Regions from separate parts of the Homo sapiens genome. Here regions 1 and 2 are each linked to region 3. Evidence: chromatin loops called from intact Hi-C (ENCODE). Cell type or tissue: PC-9. All regions are shown on one strand. Region 1 overlaps SYN3 (synapsin III). Region 2 overlaps SYN3 (synapsin III). Region 3 overlaps SYN3 (synapsin III).

The links. Hi-C counts contacts between places; a loop is a spot of excess contacts. Peaks named below come from ENCODE experiments on the same cell type or tissue, not always from the same donor. Only the 100,000 strongest peaks of a DNase experiment are listed, where the experiment ranks them.
Region 1: it touches region 3 in a loop (10-fold over the local background); 4 of 110 quality-filtered maps call a loop at or near these places.
Region 2: it touches region 3 in a loop (10-fold over the local background); 4 of 110 quality-filtered maps call a loop at or near these places.

Annotation. Positions count from the first base shown.
Region 1 is chr22:32,536,759-32,544,758 of GRCh38, reverse strand. It overlaps SYN3 (synapsin III), which reads left to right. Exons shown (of 14, transcript NM_003490.4): 8 at 3,046-3,188; 9 at 6,649-6,723. It overlaps LOC124905103 (a long non-coding RNA gene), which reads right to left. Exons shown (of 3, transcript XR_007068067.1): 2 at 2,820-3,660. Among named protein-coding and RNA genes, the nearest start is that of SYN3-AS1, 34 kb to the left of the region's middle. In PC-9, no CTCF peak of the experiment used is centred here; a DNase peak (open chromatin) is centred at 4,868; H3K27ac peaks cover 2,533 bases.
Region 2 is chr22:32,692,588-32,700,587 of GRCh38, reverse strand. The region is part of intron 6 of SYN3 (synapsin III); the gene reads left to right. Among named protein-coding and RNA genes, the nearest start is that of TIMP3, 110 kb to the left of the region's middle. In PC-9, no CTCF peak of the experiment used is centred here; DNase peaks (open chromatin) are centred at 167, 717, 4,927 and 7,277; H3K4me3 peaks cover 391 bases; H3K27ac peaks cover 6,445 bases.
Region 3 is chr22:32,758,017-32,766,016 of GRCh38, reverse strand. The region is part of intron 6 of SYN3 (synapsin III); the gene reads left to right. Among named protein-coding and RNA genes, the nearest start is that of TIMP3, 40 kb to the left of the region's middle. RefSeq lists an enhancer at 1,609-2,119. In PC-9, CTCF peaks have their summits at 3,647 and 3,852; DNase peaks (open chromatin) are centred at 1,116 and 4,486; H3K4me3 peaks cover 902 bases; H3K27ac peaks cover 5,276 bases.

The DNA of each region.
Region 1 (8,000 bases), 220 kb after region 3:
TTCATTTTGGCAATTCCGATTCTCTCCACCTGACCCTGAATACTGGCTGAGATGAAACCCCAGGATAATCAAAGGGGCATTGGAAGAAGAGGTGGCAACATAGACTGTGAAGAAGTTGCCAGAAAGAAGGGTGAGAACTGGGAAAACAGTGGTACAGAAATCATATTTCCCAAAGTTCACTAATTTCAGGTGCTACAGAGGGTCAACGCAGGGCAAGGACCAGAGGCATTCTATGGGATTTGCCAAAGAGTGGACTAAAAGGGACCTTGGCCAAATCAGTCTCAGGAGAATGGTAGGGAGTAAAACCTAAAGAAAGTGGGTTGAGGGGCAAGTGGGGAATGAAGATGTAGAGATAGACAGTGGTGCGTAACTGAGGTTCTGAAAAGCAGGAACATGTTGAGGAGAATGGTGGATCCTTGATCACGTTAATCCAAAGAATAAAGAATCAATGAAAAGCAAGAGAGTAAAAATAATGAGCAGAAATGTCATTTGGCTGCTTTAACAAAGACCCACATAATAGGGGCCAGGCGCAGTGGCTCGAGTGTGTAATCCCAGCACTTTGGAAGGCCGAGGCGGAAAGATCGCTTGAACCAAGGAGTTTGAGACCAGCCTGGTCAACATAGTGAGGCCCTGTCTCTACAAATAATCAAAAACTAGCCGGGCATGGTGGTGCACGCCTGTAGTCCCGGCTACTCGGCCGGCTGAGGCAGGAGAATTGCTTGAGCTCAGGAAGTCAAGGCTGCAGTGAGCCATGATCATGCCACAGCACTCAGCTTGAGTAACATATTGAGACCCTGTCTCAGAAAGGGAGCTTCACAGTGCTAGTGACCCAGGTCCTTCCATCTTTCTACTCAGCCATCCTCAACATGCAGCTTCCATCTCATGGCCCAAGATGGAGGCTGCTGCTCATACCATCATGTTCACATTCCCTGCCAGAGCAAAGAAGGAAAAAGGACGGGGAAGATTATTTTCATCTTCAGGGCACCACCCAGAGGTTGCTAATATCACGGCTACCCAGGTTTCACCGGCCAGAGCTTGGAGACTCAGGCACATCTACCCGCACGACAGACTGGAGCAAAGTAATCTCTGGCTGAGGAGGCCAGGTACCCAGCTAAAACCAAGGGCTTAGAAGGCCCAGAACAAAGGAAGGAGGCACACCACCGCCACTGCAGCTGGGAGGAAGAAGTGGGGTAGCTGAGTTTGAAAAGGGCTGGAAAATAGGGAACTCTTGCCTGGTCACCTTTATTTTCTCTGCAAATTGAGACCTGGAGTCATCACTCAGAGAGCCAAGAAGAGAGATGGCTTTTCCAGCCTCTCTCCTGTTGCTGTTTAGGTCCGTTGTGGTAGAACAGGCAGGCACCTACTTACAGACCCCTGAGATGGTTCAAGGAAAAGCTGTGCCTTCGGAGTCCAGAGTTTCAAGCCTAGCTCTGGGCTCAGCTGCTTTATAACCTTGAGCAAGTCAAGAAATCTCAGTTTCCTTATCTGTTAAGTGACCACGACAGTGCCCAGCCTGCCTGCCTGCTCACAATCCTGTTTGGGCCCCACGGAGAGCTGTAAAGACTCTGCATAAGCATCAACGCTGGTGGAAATGTGAGTGGGCATTCTTGTGGGAGGGACAGAGTTGCCAAGGCAAAGCTGAGCCACAAAGGGCAGGCAGAAAAGGGCTGAGAGGAAGATCGGAAGGACGTGAGATGGGGTGTGGCCGAGACCAACCCCACGTGGACCGCCTAGTGCCCGGCCACTCCACAGGGCTCTGCCCGTCTCTGACCCAGCATCAGAACTCCTCTGCTGTCGGGGTGAGGGTGACAGGGAAGTGGGGAGCCGCTTCTGGACAAGCAGGGCTCCCGTGGCCAGTGGGAGGGAGCAGCTGGCCCAGCTGTCCACAGCCGCTGGGAGTCAGCCTCTGTTCTGTCTTAAGATCACTATCATAGAGCCTTGGCCTCGTCCTCTGCGCTTGGCCTTGGAAGCTCTCCTGGGACCTCTCCCCAAGCCCAGGACACCTCTCTGTGTTCCTGGCTCAGTCTAGTCAACAGTGTGAGTTTCTCTCCCAGCCTCTGGCCTAGCAAAGCTGGCCTCTCCAGTGTGTGCCTGTGTGCGCGCGCACACACACACACACACACACACATACACACAAACAGAAGCACTGCATACTATATACCACATGTACAACACACACCACACACAGCAAACACACCACACACATATCACACACTACACACACACACAGAAGCACCGCATACTACACACCACATGTACAACTCACAGCACACACAGCAAACTCACCACACACACATATATCACACACTATACACACACACATATGAATACACAAAGAACATACCACACATAGCATACAGCAAATATGCAAACACACCACACACAGACATCTCCCACAAACTCCACAACACTCACCAGCATGCATGCTCCCTACACATACACACCATGCACACATGCACGCTCCCTTCTTCCTAATGGCCCCTCTGTGTCTCATATCACACCCATCCATTCCATCCTCTACACAGCTGCTTCAGTGATTTTGCTAAAACGCAAACTACACCATTTCCTTATTTAAACTCCACTCCCTCTTCCAGTGGCTTTCCAGAAAATTCAGGCTAAAAATCCTAGCTCCTTCCCAGAGACTGTGGCCCTCCACAGTCTGTTCCCCCATGGCCCGTGCCGCATCCCCCATCAGCGAGTCTGTGCCACCTGCCCTTTCCCCCACTGTGGGTTCCTCGTGCATCTCTGGAGGATGGCCCCACTACCTACCTCATCCATCTGAAACATGTTCATCCTTCCAAACCCAGTTCAGAGCTCACCTCCTCTGTAAAGCTTTCTTGACCACCCAAGCAGAATCACTCCCTTCCTCTCTGCAGCTCGTGCGGTGTGTGGTGGAATGATTTGCTTCCCGTGTCTGTCTCCCCTGCCAGCAGGTGACCTTCTGAAGGGAATTCGTGTCTATAGACAGAGCACTTGTTCCTGGCATAGGGTGGGCTCAGTGAACACGGGGTGGGTGGCACTCATCCCCCTCATCCTCCCACACAGATCAAAGTGGAAAACCAGCTTGACTTCCAGGACATCACCAGCGTGGTCGCCATGGCCAAAACCTACGCCACCACCGAGGCCTTCATCGACTCCAAGTACGACATCCGCATCCAGAAAATTGGATCCAACTACAAGGCTTACATGTGAGTCTCTGGGGCAGGGGCTGGGGGAGTGTGGGAGGAAGGCAGCCCAGAGGTGCATGTCCAGCCGCTGTCTCCTGCACCCAAGGGTGCATCATTATCCTCCTTCCTGTCTCCTTACTGCCCTTCTTCTCTGTCCAGTGTGGCTGAGGGGCTGATGTCCAGTCACTGCTTATCCCTGGGCAGAGATCTGTCTACCCAAGCAAGGGCTGTTTCCTCCAGAGCAAGAAAGGTGCTTGGCATGTCTAGGGAACTGCACATACACACAGGATATATGTCTTTGAGAGAGAAATTTGGGGACAAATCAAGGAGGGCTTTGAATACCTTGCTGAGGGTTTTGGAGTATTTTTCTCTTCTCTTCTGAGCAAAGGGTCTGATCTGTGTTTATAAAAAGGTGACCATGAGGCTGGGAGGTGCAGAACGGTTTCTCTGAAGCCAATAAGACCAGTTAGGAGGTTACACCAGATTTCTCTGCCTGCAAGCAACAGAAACCACATCTCATTAACTTAATGGGTTTTTAAAGGGAATTTACTAGAAAACCATGGGTTATCAGAAACTTTAAAAAAGCAAACAAAAATATCTCCCAACTCAATTATCAATTTCAGAAACATTCAGATACAGAGTAGCCCCAGGAAGGTGGGCAGCCAGAAATAATAATAAACAATTTTCATGGCATCCCTACTGGTAAATGAATCTGCCCTAGTCATTTTCAAGGCTTAACTCAAGATTGTGATTCCGTGGAAAAAGTACTGATTAGTCCAACTTTGATCGCATTTTATTGATTAGAGAAAAGCAGAAAACTTTATAAGAAGGCATGCAGTGTGGGCAGAGCCATTGCCCAGTGGAAATAGAGGTGCTGAATCTAGAGGAAAAGGAAAGAATGCCAGGCAGAGAAAAGCAGCCCGCCTTCACCCTAGAGGTGGTTCAACAAAGCACGGATTACATGGGGCTGTGGTTATAAGGATGAATGGGGACTTCTGGAATAGGCAGACTGTCTCGTTCTTGGGAGAGGTCTTTGCTCCAAGCCCTCTCTATCTTTCACTCTGGAATGTTATTGTTAGTTCCACTTGAAATGATGAGACCCCAGAGGGCCAATCGTTGCCTGGTTGCCAAGCATTTATGGGGCACTGACTGTGTGCAGGGCTCCATATCTGAGGACTGCAAGGGTTAGCCCTGGACAGCTGGAAAGTCCCTCCATCCGCAGGCTTCTGTGTGGGTAGCTTGTGCTTTAAGCTAGGGTTGGCAAACCACAACCACAGGCCGAATCCAGCTGCCACCTGTCTCTAAATACAGTTCTGTTGATCACAGCCATGCACGCCCATTTATGGATTGCCTGTGGTTGCTTTAGCACTACCTGGATTGCCTAGACCAAGGGTCAGCAAACTTTTTCTGTAGAGGGCCAGGTGGTAATTTTAGGCTTGACGGGCTATATCGTCTCTGTTGCAACTACTGAGCCCTGTCATTGCTTGTGAAACTGGAGGAGGTGCAGGCAGTTGCCCTAGAAGGAAGTGTTCCCAGGAAAGGGATGGAGCTCATTCTTGAGGAGTAACTGCCCTATTCCACTAATCAACCTCTTCCTCCTGTGAGGCAAGCCAGACCTGCCACTGCTCTCAGATGGCCTCGGGGTGATAAAATCACCTCCTCCCTGCCCCCTCTGAGTTATGGCCCATTCCAGTGCGTTCCTGAGGCCCCTGCCTTCAGCCATGATATCATTTCCCTCCTCTCTTCATTGTTTGAGCTTCCACTTGACATTGACGACACCTTGTCCCAGTTTTTTTTTTTCTTGAGGATTACCTCATTGCAGCATTTTTCTGCTGAGCCTCCCTGGCCTGACAGCTCCACTTTGTCATTACTTACCGAGTTTCCTGGACCTTGGGCTGGCCCATCTCCAAAGGAGGGGGTTCATGTCAGACTTCAGTGTAGAATTTCCCCGGCCATTCAACCCCCTCTCTGGCCCACTCCTTGCCCTGCACTCGGGCCTTTGTGCTTGTCGCTACTGGGCTGTCATTCTTTCTAAGTCCTAGCAGACACAGTAAGGAAGTACATGTGTGTATCCTTACCCGTGTATACACATATATCCATAATTTTTTCTATATGTTCCCATCCACATCCCTATGAAGCTAAACAGAGTCCTATGGATGTCCCTGACTTTCATCTGGTACCACTTCGTTCATTTTAGCCTTTCCTGATTGCTAATCTATAACTTCCCACTCCAACAGAGAAAAATCCAGCTCCCCCATCCACCATCTATTCCACTTTTTTGGTTCCATCTCAGTGTATGTGCCCAGTCTCAGAATGGTTCACCTGTAGCTCCATGGGAAACAACCTTGCCAACTACGGTGCAGTGCCTTATGGCTCCTGGTGGTCATCTATTCTCAGCATTTTTACTTCAATTTTCTCTTACAATGATACATTTTTGTGTCAATTCCTCTCACCAGTTCACCCTTTGATCTCAATGACATAGCTTCCCTTGACCGTAAGACAAATAGCTTTACCTCCACCACTATGCTTAAACTCGTTCAGTCTTTGCCGAGGCCAGATGCATCATTAGTGATAGATAGCTTGTCTGGATTCTCCCCCAGTGTACACAGTTCCTCACCCAGTAGGTGCCTACTGGGCACCTACTACCTGCCGGATCCCACTGGATACTGGGTATACAGGGGATGAAGTTAAACATGTCCCCTACCGTCAGGATTCTCCTCCATCAGAGAAGAGAGGACACTAATGCAGTCATCAGAAGGGAGATGAGCATTACTGAGCATTAGTGTAGGGCGTAGTACCGGGCAGTCTATTTTTGCTGTGTAAAGGTGGGCTGTCAGGAAGTCGTATGTCAGATGAAACCTGAAGGATGAGCAGGACTTAGGGAGGCAAAGATGGAGACAAAGACTGTACGGAGTAAAGGGAAGAAGACCTGCAGAGGCCATGACATTGGGAAAGAGCCATGGGCAGTGGAGCACCGGAAGGGAGGTCGGTTGTTACTGGAGCAGAAAGGGCAAGGAAACAGAGAAGGATGGCAAGACAGTCAGAGACCAGAAGGCCTTCCTAATCTTCACCAGAGAAAAGTAGTCACTTCTCTCTAAGGATCACTTTTCTAACATTTTGGGGCCCTCAAAAGATTCCAGAATCACCAGGGGCTATACACACTGCCCTCATTCTCCTCAAAAACAGGCCAAAGTTTGGGGGATTTCATCAGATGATGTAGGCATTTTTTAATTTAATCTTTCAATTTCAAAGATGACTTAGAAAACAATACCTAGGATCCAACAAATAAAAAAGGCAAACAGCATGAAGGGAAATAAACATAGGAAAATATAGTTGAAGACAAGGTGTGTACGTAAGAATACATGCCATTACGTGAGCCAGTTATTTGAATCAGAGCCTCCTAACAGCCAAAGCAAAGAAGGAAAGCAGATCAGTGACGAGGGTCCCTAATTCCCTCAATGTGTTGTTTGTTCTGGTACAGGAGAACCTCCATCTCTGGGAACTGGAAGGCCAACACAGGCTCTGCCATGCTGGAGCAGGTGGCCATGACAGAGAGGTAAGAGACAAAGGAGGTGTAGGGAGAGGCACTGGCCATAGTAGGAGCTGAAGGGGGAATGCAACAAAAGGCCCTGAAGAGAAGGCCACTCCGCCCTCCGTCCAGTGCCTCACCATCCACAGAGCACTTTTTTAGACATGATCATCTTCACTGCCCACAGCAACCTACAGGGCAGGTATTAAAATAACCCCATTTTACAGATGGGAGAAGAAAACTCAGAGAGGGGAAGTGATTTGTCTAGGATCACAGAGCTAGTTGATGACAGAGCTGAGAGTAGAACCCTGATGTCATGACTCCAAGTCCGAGGTCTTTCCAGCCCTGACCAGCTGCTATAGGAAGAGGTCAGGAAGCCCTGGCCAGTCCCTCCTGTGCTCTGACAGCTGCAAGGAAGCATTATTAGGAGACCAGGCATATTGGAGAGTCCACTTCTCTCTCAAGCGTCCTTCCATCTCAATATGAATAGGGAAAGGTTGACGTCCCATGAATCATGCATGTTTTAGGGATGCTCTCTGGCTGAAGGGTTTTTCGGTCTTTCTCCCTTTAGACACTGTGTGCCAGCCCCACTTAAGGAAGTGCCGGCCGGGTGCGGTGGCTCACACCTGTAATCCCAGCATTTTGGGAGGCCGAGGCGGGCAGATCACCTGAGGCCAGGAGTTCAAGACCAGCCTGGCCAACATGGTGAAACCCCATCTCTACTACAGATACAAAATTAGCCAAGCATGGTGGTGGGTGCCTGTAATCCCAGCTACTCGGGAGGCTGAGGCAGGAGAATCACTTGAACCCAGGAGGCGGAGGTTGCGGTGAGCTGAGATCGTGCCATTGAACTCCAGCCTGGGCAAAAAGAGCAAAACTCTGTTTAAAAAAAAAAGGGGGGGAAGGGTCGAAGGGCCAAGTCAGCTGGTCTCAGGGCCTGCCACATACATACCTTCTTGCCTGCATGCCCTGTGACCTCTGCTAGCAGCCACACAATAGCAATGGACAGAGCATGGGCTGTGAACTCAAAAAGCTCTGTTCAGTAAACACCTATTGAGTACCTACTGCAGGCCATGTTGTGCTGAGCGCTAAAGGATGAAAAAATCCAATCCTTCCCTCTAAGAACTCTGTATCGGTTGCAAGGGCTACCACACAAACCAAATTGGTTTGCGCAGAAAGGGGGATTTACTGGCTCATGTCACTGACGACTCCAGATATACAGTGTCAGGTAAGGCCTTAAGGCTCCTCCTCTGCCCACCCAAGTTCAGCTTCTTTGTGTGTTGGCTTCATCCAGGCAGGCTCTT
Region 2 (8,000 bases), 65 kb after region 3:
TTATGAAAGGGACAATAGCTGTTGGGGACTCCTTTTTTCATGTTTCTGAGTTTCCCCTTGCCTCCTGGTTGTCTAAAATGTTGCCTTAAATTTCATTGTTCTTGTTTGTTTTTCTAGTCCAGGCAGACTTTTCAAATTAGCATGTTAGTCATTTGTGGAGGGTCATGACCCTCCCTTGTTTACAATAGGGCCGTATTATGTCAGCTCAGAGATCCTATCCTGGAGCTGGAGTTGGGACCAGATAATGCAGGAGCCACATCCCTTCCAGGGAGGCTGCTGTCCAAGGCTTGGGCTACTTGGGCAAAATCTCTCAGATTCCCAAGGGATACTTTAAGCCTGTGGAATTTCACAGACTTCACATGAGCTTAAGACTCTTATAGTCTCCATAGTCAATCCCTGAGTTAACCTGAAAGTTGCCCAAAGGAGGGAGGAGTCAAGCCTATTTTAAAAAGAGGAAGCATCTGAAAGCCTTGGAATTCAGAGACCGTATACAAAATTTCAGGCAGAAATTTTCGATTGTTGGAACAAGCTTTGTTCTAGGAGCAGAGAACCTGAGTTCCGGGCCTGAGATTCATTGTATAATATTGAGAGAACAACTTCCCTTCTCTGGTCCCATTATCCCCCATCTAAAACTAAGAAGATTGGATTCGATGACCTCAAAGTGCTCTTCTATTTATTACATTCAGAGGAATTCTATGTCCTGGGCGGTATGAGTCATAGACCTTGCCTCAAGGTGCTTAAAATTCTAGAACTGAGATGAGAGGTAGACTCTGATATTCCCATTAAGACAGACACCCTGTTTCCTACAAATGCACTTGTATACAAATCTCTCTAGAGGAGAGGCCCTGTAGATGAAAAACAGAATCTTACTTTGGACTTCACAAGTAAAACAGCTTTTAGAATTTTACAGCTTTATCCAGAAATGAATCTTGTATCTTTTTTGTCTATCCTCATCTTTTGAAGGTAAACAAATTGGGCCCCGAGAGCAATGTGACTTGGTCAAGGTCACACAGTGAGTCCATGGTAGAGCCTAACTCAGCACCTACCCCCATCCCTGCACACACACCACCCTAAATCTCATCAAAACTGTTTCTCCACCACTCTCTCCCTTTTGGCACCACCTCCTGTCTCTGCAAGCTCTGCTGTCTCTGCAGTGGAACATTCCTGCACAGAGGGGATTAAAAGAGCAGGGGTGGAATGCTAAGCCTCCCTGCCCATTGGCAAGAGCATTTCTCCTGAACTGAGCCCAGCAGGGTTCAGGGGAGCCCAACGGCCCATGTGGAGGTCTGGGTTGTCAGAACCAACTTCAGCCTACATGCCAGGGGCTGTCCACACCCTGCCCTCCATCACGTAAAGCCCCCCAAAACAAGTACTCCATGGTGGGGGCACTGTGGAGTTTGGGTGTTGTCCTGGAGTCTTTCTGGGCCAACTCTGTCAATGTGCTCCGCCAAGCTCAATGGAGCCACTGGAGACCCTGGGCCAAGCTCTGTGGGAAGCCCGGCCAAGTTTCAGAGCGTCTAGCGCCAAGGCTGAATGTCTGGTTCAGTGGAGAGTAAGTCCAGATGTTTGTCTCCGGTCAATCTCTTATTGGCTTTCTAACTTTGGACACGGATGACCTACTGGGGCCTCACAACCTTGGGTAGATAAAATGAAGATGATGTGTCACCCCCCCATCCTGGAACACATTATCTACCCTCCTCCATCTCATGCCACTGAGTACTTGCAGAAATTAATGTCCCATATCTTCTTCAAGTACAGAGAAGATAAATAGTATTTACTTCCTACAGTTAGCTCTCAGTTAATCACCAAAGAGTGATATTAAGGGTATATAGATGCTCTAAAATTCTTTCAATAACAATGTGTATTTCCAATTGCATTTACTAACTACCTAAAATGATTCTGGAGCTTTGCTAGGTACTAAGGATAACAGAACTAATAATCCACCATCATTGCCCTTTACAGACTTTCTAATGATGAAGAAAAACAAACAAGAGTTATTATTTATAAAACACTAGCTTTTAAGGAGGTAGGTCCTTCAAACAACAACAACAGCAAAAAAAACACTTTGCCACATTTTTGGGTTTGGAATGTGGGGCTTCCACATCTGGGGCAAGGATGAATTGTTCTGTGAAAGAAACGGTAAGAGATTTTATGGGAGATGAACAGGTAGAGAATAGAGTGGATATAAGTTGGCAGAACTTTGTACACAATTCTGATAAGGTAAGAGTGATAGAGAAGCTCTGGTTAGCATCTCAGCCAAAGAAACGGGGGAGAAAAACCATGATCAATAGAGATTCATGCAGATATGTGATGTCAAACCCCTTCAGACCCCACCTTGAAGTTGTCAGTAGAATCTACTGTGTGAATTTTTTCTGAGGAATGTGAAGAGGTGCAGAGTTCTATATACTTCAGAACTTGAAGCCAAGGCAGGGTGTATCAGTTATCTATTGCCACAATAATAGTGTTTAACCAACAACCCCCAAACCTCTACATACAACAAACAATAAGTGTTTATTGCTCATGAATCTGGGGTCAGCTAGGGTTGACTCTTCTGATCTTGCCTGGTCTTGTTCACGTAGCTGGGGGCCACCTAGATGTCAACTAACTTAGAATGGCCCGGGGGACTGGGCATCTCAGCTCTGCTCCGTGCATCTCTCTTGCTCCAGCAGGCTAGCTCAGGCATGCTCTCATGCTGATGGCAGAGTATCAAAGTTCAAGCAGAAATGTGTGAGTGCTTGTTCAAGTCTGTATTTGCTTCAAATCCCACTGGCCAGAGTCAGTCAAGTGACCAGACTCGGAATCAAGAACTAGAAAAATATACGTTGCCTGTGAATGTGAATGCACAGTGACTGATAGCATTCCAGGTGGTGGCTGTTCTATCAGCCTCAGGATGACTTGAAGCAGAGTCCCCAGCTGACCCTCAGTGAACATATTGCATCATCAAGAATAGACTTTCTTTGTTTTAAGACATGGGATTTGGGGAATTTGGTACTTTTGTAAACCTAGCCAACCTAGCCTATCATTACTGATACAACCATCTTATATGGATTGCTTATCAACGTGCCAGGCATTACATTATGTACATTTGGCATTTATTCATTCAAAAAATATGGAATGCCTCTTACATGCCTAGAATTGAACTCAGTTCATCCTCATAACAACCCAACAGGATAGATATAATTATCTCAGTGTTATGAATGAAGAAACTGAAGCTCAAATTGCTTACATAATGTGTCCAAAGTCATACAGCCAGTAAATGGCAGAGCAGGATTTAAACACAAGTCTGTTGGATTCCAGTGATCATGCTCTGAGCTCCTTCATTCTACTCCATTTCTGTTGATGTTTCCTCCTGAGGACTCTCTATTTTAGAAAAGTAACTTGCCACTGTAGGTGGATTTTAATAGAGTGGCCCACTTAGATCAGGGCATTTAAAGCAGGAGAGGGTCTCCTCTTGGGCAGGCTCCTTCATACATGTTCGATCCACATCCTAGTCCCACTTAATGTCCATGACTTTTAACACCAGCTGGAGTGATAGGGCAGCTGGCTACCTTACCAGTGAGTTATGGTTCTGTGGACAGAGAGAGATTTTTCTTTCCCCAGTGTCTTTCCCCAAGCTGCAAGGAGGACATTGTTAAACGGTTGGGCAGCAGGAAGCAGGCTGCACCACAGGCAAAGCTAGAATGAAATTTCATTCTGGGGAGAGGTAAATCAATGCTGGAGACAGGAGACACAAGCCTTGAGCCAAACCATGATAAGAAGGGGAAACAGAGAAAAAAGAATGGAGCCATCCTGACAATTCCTCCTTTCTCCTACAGAGAGGAGAGAGAGGGGATAGGAAGAGTAAGTTGAGAATAAGGAAGGTGGGAAGAGCCGTTTTCACCCACTCAGGACAGGAATGCATTCATTTTTTCATCCAAGAAACATTTATTAAGCATCTGCTCTGTGTCAGCCATCATGCTGGGTGCTGGAAAATAGAAAACAAGTTAAGTCATGGTCCCCATTTAGAGGAGATCACAGATGGGTGGAAAAGACATACTTGTAAACAAGTTAAAAGATGTTTACTGTACTCCCTTCTCTGAAACCCACTGAAAGCAACAAAAAGAATGAAAATATAACAGAAAATTCCATCTTCAATACAACTAGAAAATGGCTATGGGCTAAGATGATTAACTGCTCACCACAGTTCATTCCTGTCTTTCCATAATAGAGAGGAGTGGGTAAGGAACAATTGCCCAGGCAGGGACCACATTTCTCAGCCACTCCTTTGCATTTAGTTGAGCCATGTGATGAGTTCTCAAAGCTGGAATGTGAACAGATGTGATCTATGTCACTTCTGGGCCAGCATGGTCAAGAGATGGGAACACCTTCTCTACTCTCTCTCTTTGCCCTTCCCCTAGTAGAATTCAGGGTACTCCAAGACCCCTCAAAAGAGAAGGAGCCCAGTCCTCTGACTCACCATATGGCATCTACCTGCTGACCAGGAACATCAGCACTGGACCCTTACACTAGTGAGAAATGAATATATAACATGTTAAACCATTGCAATTTGGAGGTGTGTTCAGTTGTTACAGAAGCTAATATTACTCTAAAGAAAACAGGCTAAAACCCATATCTGCCACATTCAGTGAAGTTTGGGTTTCATCAGAGGAAGACAAAAAGAGGAGTCCTATATGTTACCAGATTTTCTTGAAAGTAAGATAAAAGATCCCTAAAGGCTGAATAAATAATCATTTATTGGAGAAAAAAAAAGGAAAAGAGAGGTAGGTGAGTCATAGAAGAGTAAAGTTCCCTGTAGTGACTCATTTCTATAAGGCAAAGGGCAAGGGAGACAGGGCTGTGGATAGGAAGGCACTATGTGGATAGCCAGTAGTACAAACCCTGACCTCCATTGCTTAAATGTCTTAGAGGTGAGGTGGAAGAGAAAGGGAGCAGCAGTCAGCCTTGCAGCTTGTCAGCAGAAGAGATGCATAAACATTAAATGGCCAGTCAGAGGACCCATGAATCTGTGGGGCTTTCTGGTGACCCACACTGACCTCATACTCATGGGAATGCTTCAAAACCTGGGGGAAATGTGTCCCCAGGGAAGAGCATATCTGATAAATTCTGAGACACCAAACTCAAATGGAATCTGCTGGTAGCCCCAGCTTGACTCCATCCCTGAGAAAATAACAGAACACAACAAGACGTTTCCAAAGTAAAACTACAAACAAGCAGACAAGATCTAACATGGGATGAAAAAATGAAAATGATAATGAAAGCCATTACAGAGGAGAAAATTAGCATCAGCAGAATGTGGGATTTATTCAGTTGATAATAGAGTCAGTAACATAGTAAGAGTTTTTTAATGAAAGAAAAGGAGAAATAATAAAAACAATGAAATAAAATAATGAAAAATACTTAGGAAATATGAATATGCATGCTGGACATTCCTAAAGAAAGGAACAGAGCAATAAGACAGAAACATATTCAAAGATATTATAAAAGAAAACTTTTCTGAACTAAAGAAATGCCTCTACAGAATTAAAAGTGGTCTTAATATACCATAGAACTTTGACGGAGAATGTTCAGTCAAAATTCTGAAGGAAAAATAAAGCTGGCCTCCAACTTCTCTTTATCCTTTAGTGCCAAAAGGAACAGGTACAAAATTCTGAAGCTATTGTAACAAACACATTTCAAATTTAAAAGCCAGTCTGGTTGACTTTCATGTATAAAGTAGCTGAAAGACATTCACCAGCACAGACTCAGAGAAAATAGCGCATGGAACTCATAAGTTCAATAGAGGAGGTGGACAACTTGATAATGAAATCTAGTCCCCCCAAAAATATATAGTCATTTCTCAGTATCCATAGAGGATTGGTTCTAGGATCCCCACACATACCAAAATCCATGCATACTTTAGCACCTACAGTTGGCCCCTTGAAACCCGTGGATACAAAAAGTTGGTCCTGCCTGTACACGATTTCATATCCTGAGAATACCATATTTTTCAACTGCCTTCAGCTGTGGAGGCAGAACTAAGGGACATGGAGGGCCAACTATCTTTATTGGAAAAAATCCACATATGAGTGGACGAACACAGTTCAACCCTGTGTTGTTCCAGGATCAACTGTATCAATATTATCAATTTAGGAATAGAAAAGCTGTAGAAAGTAAGCATTCATTGATGGTAAACATTGTATCCATTTAAATACCAAACTAAGGCTAAACAGCTGAGGGGCTCCTGGTTAGAGAACAGAAGGTAAATATCCTAAACCACTAGAGAATAAAAAGAAATGGCTTATATGTGGCAGGGGAAGGGATATGGGGAAAGGTATGCTTGCCCGAGTTTCTACATCTTTCATAGTCGAGAGTCTGTGGATGTAGAATAAAATTGGTAAATCAAGAAATAGGTGTTTCAGTATGCTATTTAAAGCATAATGGTAACCAGTTCAAGAATGAAAACCAGACTATAAACCTTCCAAATCATTAGAAAGAGAGAAAACATTAAAAATAAATAAATAAATAAATAAATAGCTCACAAACAAAACAAAGGAAAAAACAGAAACTTCAAAAATATAACAAAAAGTAGAAAACAAACATTTCATTTTAAAAAAGAGAATAAAATAAGATGACAGATTTCAACCAAATATATCCAACAGAACATTAATGGAAACAGAATGTACATTTCTACAAAAATAAAGATGTTCAATAAAAGTATAAGTTACAGGCCGGGCACAGTGGCTCATGCCTGTAATCCCAGCACTTTGGGAGGCTGGATTACTTGAGGTCAGGAGTTCGAGACCAGCCTGGCCATCACGGTGAGATGCCGTCTCTACTAAAAATACAAAAATTAGCTGGGCATGGTGGCTCACACCTGTAATTCCAGCTACTCAGGTGGCTGAGGCAGGAGAATCATTTGAACCCGGGAGGCTGGAATTGCAGTGAGCCAAGATTGCGCCACTGCACTCCTGCCTGGGTGACAGAGCAAGTCTCAAAAAAAAAAAAAAAAAAAAAAACAAGCTACAGAAAAATAATATTATATTACCCGATTTAGGCCAAACAACTACCTATACAGGGTAATTCCCCTTATCTACGGTTTTACTTTTCCCAGTTTTTAGTTACCAGAGCTCAATCTCAGTTCAAAAACATTAAATGAAAAATTCTAGAAATAAACAATTCATAAATTTTCAGTTGCACATTGTTCTGAGTAGCACGACGAAATCTCGTCCTGTCCAGCTCTGTTCTCCCAAAAACATGCATCATGCTTTGTCCACTGTACCCACGCTCTCTACACTACCTGCCTGTGAGTCACTTAGCAGCCATCTGTTATCAGATCGACAGTGGTGGTGTCACGGGGCTTGATTTTACTTCATCATGGCCGCACAGCACAAGGGTAGTGATACTGACATATTATTATAATCGTTCTATTTTATTATTAGTTCTTGCTGTTAATCTCTTACTGTGCCTAATTTATAAATTAAACTTCATCATATGTATGTATGTAATTGGAAAAACATAGTATATATATATATAGGGTTCAGTACTATCTGAGGTTTCAGGAGTCCACTGGTGGTCTTGAAATGTATCCCCCTCAGATAAGGGGGCTACTGCACATCCAGCCGTCCTTATGTATGCTTATTTATACATAGAAATTTCTGGGAGCCCTCCAAATATATTGCTAATTGTGATTAGCTTTGGGAAATGGTGCTGGAAAGATTTGAGGAGGAGAGGGATTCTGTTCTTCACTTTATGCCGAAAACATGTAGTACACCTGTATTTTGAAATGTAATTTAAATATCAAGTGTGTATAATATAATATGAAAAATGCCATAATGGAGACTCTACAAAGACAGGGCTTTGGGAAGTGATGGGAGAGAGGAACTAATTATGACTAATTATGCCTGAGGAAGCTAGAAAAGGCTTCAGAAGAGCGAGTGACACATGAGCTGAACTTTAAAGAATGGCTGTCATTTTTTGAGGTTCAGATCAAGCAGACAAAGCAGAAGCAGCGGAGACAGAAA
Region 3 (8,000 bases):
TTGAAAACCAGCCTCTCTCATCTGGACAAAGAGCTGGAAGAGGAAGCCTAGTGCTTGGAGGGCCCCTGGGTTTACAGGACTGGAATCTCAGACCCAGCTTATAAGGGATTACTCTCTATAAGTTCTCCATCTCAGATTGGCTCCTGGCCCTTCTCTAAGGTTCTTCCACACAGCCTGAGTTTGACACATAAGCTCCAACCATTCAAAAACACAAGATCCTGCATTCAGTGGTGTGTGATCTTTTTTTGAACACCCAATCTTTGTCTCTGTGCAAAGGGGTGCACAGTCCCCCAGCCTTCCTCCTCCCCTTCTCTATCTCTAGCCTTTCCCAGGCCTCCCGCTCCTGCCAGCCATGCCCAAACTCTTAACGCTCACGTGTCCAGCTCTCCCAGGAGTAGTTTCCGTTTGTGGCGAACCCTCCTTGCTATGCGACCCTCCTCCACTGTCACCCTCTCGCCTGTCATTTTCTCATTATCGTCACCACCCCAGCCCCAAAGTTGTCCTCCACTTTCCTGTTTTTCAATTAAACCTTGTCCTATCAGGAATCCTCAGCCACCTTGTTCTGTGGTTACCAGAGAGGAAAATGACAGCATACAGGGGGAAATTCCCACTGATCGGCCTCAAGGACTTGGCCAGAGATATCCCGGGAGGAGTGAGAAGCTGCAGAGACCCCAGGGCAGATGAAGTGGGCGAGCGAGGTTTGTGGCGGGTGTGGGATGGGGTGTATTTTCTTTCCTCGCCTTGTACTTTCTTTTCACAGCTGCTGCTCCTTGAAGACCCCGACATTCCAGTTCCCAGAGCTAATTTTAACTTCTTGGGACTGGCTTGTTCTGAGTGACCCTCACCACTGCCTCTCTGGCCCTCTGGTGCACACAGTCCACACTCACACACTCTCTCGCTCTCAAACCAGGGAAAAATAGTTGTCATCCAGGCCAGCAAACGGCGAGGTCTCAAAGACCCTCAGGAAGCCGGAAACTGGACAGTGGGGTGGGGTGGGGGCGCAGGATGGGGCCCTGGAAGGACAAGAGGGTGGGGGTGGGGAACAACTTCCTGCCTCCCAAATAAGGAGATGATGTCAATCGGCTCAGTCATGATTTCACAACCTACTTAAGAGCTTTGAGGAGAGAGACTATGAGGGAGGAAGAATGTCCATGAATCAGAATGAGGACAGATGGCAGAGGCTTGCCATTGCTCCCCACCACTGCAATGTTCACACATGTGAACTTCAACCTGCTGAAGGGGCTGAGTTCAGATTCACGCCTTGGGGTCTCCAGTCAGGAGATAGAATTTGCAGTAAGTTTTAAATGCCCCTAATTCCATAGTGGGGAGGCACCAAGAGTCAGAGACATCACGTGACTTCCCCCAGTTTGGGATATTAGCGGGAGATTATGTAAATCCACAGCCAGAGCCAACACTGGAACCCCAGCCAAGACCAGAACCTGCCTTCCAGCCCAGTGTTCTTCCAGGCCACGAGGCTGCCTTCTGCTGCGTTTCTGATCCATTTCTCGTGATCCGAAAGCAGCCCACTGGTTCCTCCAGCACCCGCAGCAGTGAGGCTGTTGGGTCATTCTCTTCCAAACTTGCTTTCTCAACGCAGTCTTTGCCGGCTTCTCTACAAAGGGTGAAGTTGGGGGTTGGGGGTGACATCCATGGGGAAATGAGTGGGCCCCAGCCTGGGAGTGGTGAGCAGTTACAGAAAACGGGGACATTTTGTTTCTGTGCTTGATCCTCTGTCTGCCAGTTCCTTAAGAAAGCTGATTAAAAATGGGGTCTTCGCCAGGCACAGTGGCTCACACCTGTAATCTCAGCACTTTGGGAGGCCGAGGCGGGTGGATCACCTGAGGTCTGGAGTTCGAGACCAGCCTGGCCAACCTGGAGAAACCCCGTCTCTACTAAAAAGTATATACAAAAATTAGCTGGGTGTGGTGGTGGATGCCTGTAATCCCAGCTAGTCGGGAGGCTGAGGCAGGAGAATCACTTGAATCCGGGAGGCAGAGGTTGCAGTGAGCCGAGATTGCGCCATTGCACTCCAGCCTGAGCGACAGAGTGAGACTCAGTCTCAAAAAAAAAAAGGGGGGGGGGGCTTCTACACCAAATTTTGGAGGCATCAGTCATCAGCAGCAATTGTCCGCTTCCCTCAAATCCTCCCCCTACTATCTCAGCCTGCTTTTCCATACCCTGATCTCCTTCCCCTTTCCTTTCAGCTTCATCTACTTTCTTCCCTGAGCTTGGGATCCTGGCCTTTCCTCACCTGGGGAAGTGAAAAAACAAAACAAAAACAAACAGAAAAAAAGTTTCCTACTAAGGCAGAATCCTCCATTGGCTTCACCTGTCAGACTCCCAGTCACTCCAGACACTCTCCATCTCGATATACTGGATTGCCCGGGCAGTACTGCATGGCTACCAGCATGCAGACTGTCTGGATTTGAGTCCTGGCTCTGCCTCGGTTTTCACATCTGTAAAATGGAAATAAACAGTGTAGGGTTGCCTTGAAGACTAAATGAGCTCATATGATATGTACCAATGTAAAACTTCATCAAGAAGTACTCTTAAGATTAGAGCACTTGGCCAGGCGTGGTGGCTCACGCCTGTAATCCCAGCACTTTGGGAGGCCAAGGCAGGCGGATCATGAGGTCAGGAGATCAAGACCATCCTGGCTAACATGGTAAAACCCCATCTCTACTAAATAATGCAAAAAAAAAATTAGCCAGGCGTGGTGGCAGGCGCTTGTAATCCCAGCTACTCGAGAAGCTGAGGCAGGAGAATGGCGTGAACCCGGGAGGCGGAGCTTGCAGTGAGCTGAGATAGTGCCACTGCACTCCAGCCTGGGCGACAGAGTGAGACTCCATCTCAAAAAAAAAACAACAACAACAAAAAATAGATCACTTTACTAATTTACTGTGTATATGTTATGTTACACTTTAAAAAAAAGATGAAATGAGTTCATACATTCAAAGCATTCAAAACAGTGTCTGGCACATAGTAAGCACTCAATAAGATACTAATTGTTGTTATTGTAGCTATTGTTATTTAGCCTTGGTCCCCTTGAGGACTATGTGATTAATATTCCTTGCTCCTAAGTGTCTAGAGTAATGAAAGTATCTCCTATTTGACTCATGCTTTCTGGCTTACCAAGCTCTTCCCTGTGCATTCTCTCAACAGCCCTTTGAGATGATTACTATTTTCCTTACCTTACAAATGGGGAAGCTGAGGCTCAGAAAGAAGGAGTTGACTTGCCCCAGATCATCCTATCAATAAGTGGGAACCAGGGCGTGCCCCCAAGTCCATGTGACTTTCATGCAAGGGCGCCCGCCCCACCTCGCTCTGTCCATCAGCAGACCTGTTCTTCTATATCACCTGACTTCCTGGTTGCAGACACTGGGTTTCGCGACCCTGGCCATCTTTATGCCCTTTAGGAAGTGACCTCCCCAAGGTCTCATGGCTTAATACACCAAAGCTGAAATAGATCCCAGGTATCCTGAATTAATTTCTAATCTGGCACCATTTCCACCACAACCTTTTATCTTGTTGGTCCTTTTCCAATTCAGATGTGTTATAACAAAGAGAAAGACATTTTCTGTTTGTTTGTTGTTCCCACTGAGTTAAAGAAACTAAAGCCATTGCATTAGGAATTAGGGGAAAGACGTATGGACAGGGAGCAAGAGGGTGCCAGTCCCAGCCCACCGCTATAACCCTGAGGAAGGATGTATGGACGGGGAGAAGAGGGTGCCAGTCCCAGCCCACTGCTATAACCCTGGGGAAGGACGCATGGACAGGAGCAAGAGGATGCCAGTCCCAGCCCACTGCTTTAACCCTGAGGAAGGATGTATGGACAGGGAGCAAGATGGCGCTAAAATCCTACCCCACTGCTATAAACGTGCTGCCTTGAGTCCCTTCTCTTGCACTTAGGGTTCAAACTACTGGCTCGTTCTGTCTTCAGGAAGATGGCACCCTCTGGAGTCTGTGAAATGAGAAAACCGATGCCATCACCCACCCAAGCCCTCGCTAAGGACAGGTGGCACTCAGGGCAGACTCCTGAGACTCCTCACTCCAGCATCTGAGTCATTCACAAGCCCCGCAGGACCCCGTTTTCAGGTCTTCCCCTTCCCCATCCCGTATCCGACAATCTCCGGGTGCAGTTATTTTAAGGAAAATTCCACCAGGCAAAACCTCACAGAGACACTAATGTTTGAGGGTTTGGTTCTTCCTGCCTCCCATTGGAGACTGGTTTTGAGGTTGTTTCGCTGAATCACTGGGTGAAAAGTAAATAAATAAATGGAGGAAGGAAATCTTGCTTTAAAAGGAATTTTGTGGCCTCCCCGCAAAACAAAGCAGCTGTTATCACCAAAGAAATCTGCAGGACCTGACCTCTCTGGGACTATACTGCATTCTGGGGTTTCAGAGGCACCCCCACCAGAAGCACCTGCCCCACTGCCTTCAAGAGGTGCTCAAAACTGGGCTGCCAGCCCTCAGGAGCAAGCTGGCTAAATCCCATGGCCTCTGGGAAGCCTGACCTTGCTGTTGTCCCCCCACTCCCTTCCAGGGTCAGTGAAGGGCTAGGAGTGACCTGCCCTGGGGTGTTGACATTCTGCAAATTTGCTCAGCTTCCTTTTGGGATCTCACACCCCTTCTCGTGACTCACGCGCATGGCTTCTATCGGCCACCCCTTGCCTCTCTCTCATGTCCCATTTCTTCCCTGGGCTCCTGCTCCTCATAAAAACCAAAGGAAAGAGAGCTTTTGGTAATCAACTAGTCCAATCCCCTCAACTTGGCAATATGGAAACTGAGGCCAGGAAAGCAACAGTAACCGGCACTGGGTCACACAGCACCTTTGCAGCAAGGTTAACACTAGAACTGAAGATGCATTGCCCCCTGCAGCATTTGACCAGCAGATGACCCAGTGGGCTTCAACTCTCCACCTCCCAGCCCTCAGAGGCTGGCAGCAGCTGCTGTCCTCTAGATTGAAGAGCTGGCTGGGACACCGTGTACCCCGGGAGCTCCCCCTGCTAGAGGGAACAGACTGGAAATGGGAGGTTGAGAGGAACATTGTAAGACAGGAACCCCTTACAATATCTATGACGCCAGTGTTTCCTTGACCCTGGACCAGCTGCCTGGGCAGTGTGAAGTGTCCTGGCCCATCATAGTCTTCTAAAGCATCTCACTCTCAAATATACTCAAAGTTTCTCTTTGGTCCTGCTAAAAATCTATCCATTGCTCTGGTTCCAACTCACTCCCAGTACCCCTGGCATTTGAGGCCTGCTGACATTTTCCTCATCTTCTCTCCCTGTCTGTCTTTACACCGCCCCTCTGAACCAGTGGGGAAGGACAGAGGAGCCCCACCCTCAGAGCCTGGTGAATTTCAGAAGCCTGGGCACTGTGGGTGTGGGCTAGGGTAGACGGTGGGAGGCTGGTGTGATGTGAGCTCTGCCCACGGGGGGCCCTGCATGTGCCTTCTGTCAACCTCCCCTGACTGTGGTGGAAGGGAAGACCACTCCAAAAGGAATGTCCACCTCATGCCCACTCTGAGACCCTGGGCACATGACATTACTTACCATCTCTGAGCCCCGTTTCCTCATGTGTGGGATGTCACTCCCCTTCATCCCACTTCGAGAACGAGATTTAGCAGCATAACTTGGGGAAGAATAAAGCTCCAAGCATGCAGGAGGTGCTCAGTAATTGTTTGCTTCTCCTCTCCTTCAACCGAAGGGCAGGGCAGGAGCAGAATGGAGGGAGACCTTCCTTTAGACTCAATCAAGGAAGGGCCGCAGGCCTGCATGGGTGCTGGCTGTTGGTGCGTGGCTGTTGGCTGGGGGCGGGTGGGTGCTGGCTGGGGGGTACGTGGGTGCTGGCTGGGGGGTGAGTGGGTGCTGGCTGCGGATGCATGGGTGCTGGCTGCTGGTGGGTGGGCGCTGGCTGGGGGCACGTGGGTGCTGGCTGGTGGTGGGTGGGTACTGGCTGCTGGTGGGTGGGTGCTGGCTGGGGGTGGGTGGGTACTGGCTGCTGGTGGGTGGGTGCTGGCTGGGGGTGGGTGGGTACTGGCTGGGGGTGGGTGGGTGCTGGCTGCTGGTGGGTGGGTGCTGGCTGCGGGTGCGTGGGTACTGGCTGCTGGTGGGTGGGTACTGGCTGCTGGTTGGTGGGTGCTGGCTGGGGGTGGGTGGGTACTGGCTGGTGGTGGGTGGGTGCTGGCTGATGGTGGGTGGGTGCTGGCTGGTGGTGCGTGGGTGCTGGCTGGGGGTGCCGTGGGTGCTGACTGGGGCTGGGTGGGTGCTGGCTGGGGGTGGGTGGGTGCTGGCTGATGGTGGGTGGGTGCTGGCTGGTGGTGCGTGGGTGCTGGCTGGGGGTGCCGTGGGTGCTGGCTGGGGGTGGGTGAGTGCTGGGGGTGGTAGGAATGTAGGAATCAGGCAGGTCGAGGGTGGATGGGGACATTTCTCCTCACCACCAGCTCTGTCAAGACAAGGGTCTCAGAACTGCCAGATCTCAAGGTTGGAAGAAATTACATTCCAAAATGTCAAGTAGTCTAGTCACAGGCTGATTTGAAAACACTCTTCTGTTAGCTGTGCCATGATTGAGAATTTCATCCCAGCCTGATGGTAGCAGGACCACGATTTTCATGGTCAACTAATAGTCGTTGAGCCCCTTGTACATATCCTGGGCTTTCTCATATTTGGTCCTTTCAAGAGCCCCATGGTGTGACCATCCATTTACCAAGAGGGAATTGACAGTTCCGGAAGATTAAATAATTTCCCCAAGCCTACACGGCTAATAATTTCATGTCATGAATATTTGTTGAACACCTCATGTGTGCTGGCTAGGCCTGGGAATGCAGCAGTGGAAAGGCAAGCTGGATTCCCTGTCTAATTCTGGGGCTCCTTCCACCTCCTCTTGCTTCTGTCTCTTCCATCTGGCGACCACAACTGAATACAGGGCTTAAAGAACTTAGAGAGATATTGAGAGGTTGGGATATAATCTTATGAGTAAATCTTAATGATGTGGTTAATGGTCCTCCATGGGGACAGGACCCTCCCTTGAAATGCAGTTTGGAAACTTGTGGGAAGACTTTTGGTTATCATCACAAGCAATGGGCACTATGGGCAGATAGTCAGGGGGACTGGGAATGCATACAGGATACTCTGCACAGCCAACAGCTGTCCTGCTACCCACAGGACTGTTGGATTTGGTCCTACCAGACACCATATAGGTGAAAAGTCATTTATAATTATCTGAGCCTAGAACCTAATTCCATATTAAATTCAAACACAAAGTATTTAGGCAGTGTGTTAGTCAGGGTTCCCAAGAGGGACAGAACTAATAAGACATATATATATATATATATATGAGTTTAGTAAGTATTAACTTACACAATCACAAGGTCCCACAATAGGGGCTGTCTGCAAGCTTGAGGAGCAAGGAGAGCCAGTCTGAGGCTCAAAACTGAAGAACTTAGAGTCCGACGTTTGAGGGCAGGAAGCATCCAGCACGGGAGAAAGATGTAGGCTGGGAGGCTAGGCCAGTCTTGTCTTTTCACATTTTTCTGCCTGCTTTATATTCACTGGCAGATGATTAGATTGTGCCCACCAGATTAAGGGTGGGTCTGTCTTCCCCAGCCCAGTGACTCAAATGTTAATCTCCTTTGGCAACACCCTCACAGACACACGCAGGATCAATATTTTGCATCCTTCAATCAAGTTGACACTTAGTATTAACCATCACAAGTCCACCCCTTGTTAACTTGAACCCATACACATCTCCTCAGATCATACATAATCTTCAAATAAAGACAATAATAAGGTCATAATTATGCCTAACATAATACAACTATCCTTGGTACAACCGGAAACAAACCAATCCCCAACCTAAATACTATTACATAAAGTTAACAATATTTAAATGCTGATATGAAGTCAATAAATCTTATGTGGCATGATAAAGGAAAAGGAAATAAAATGAAAATATTTTCTTAGTACAAGTGTATAAATGCACAAACATGTTTTTTAACCAAA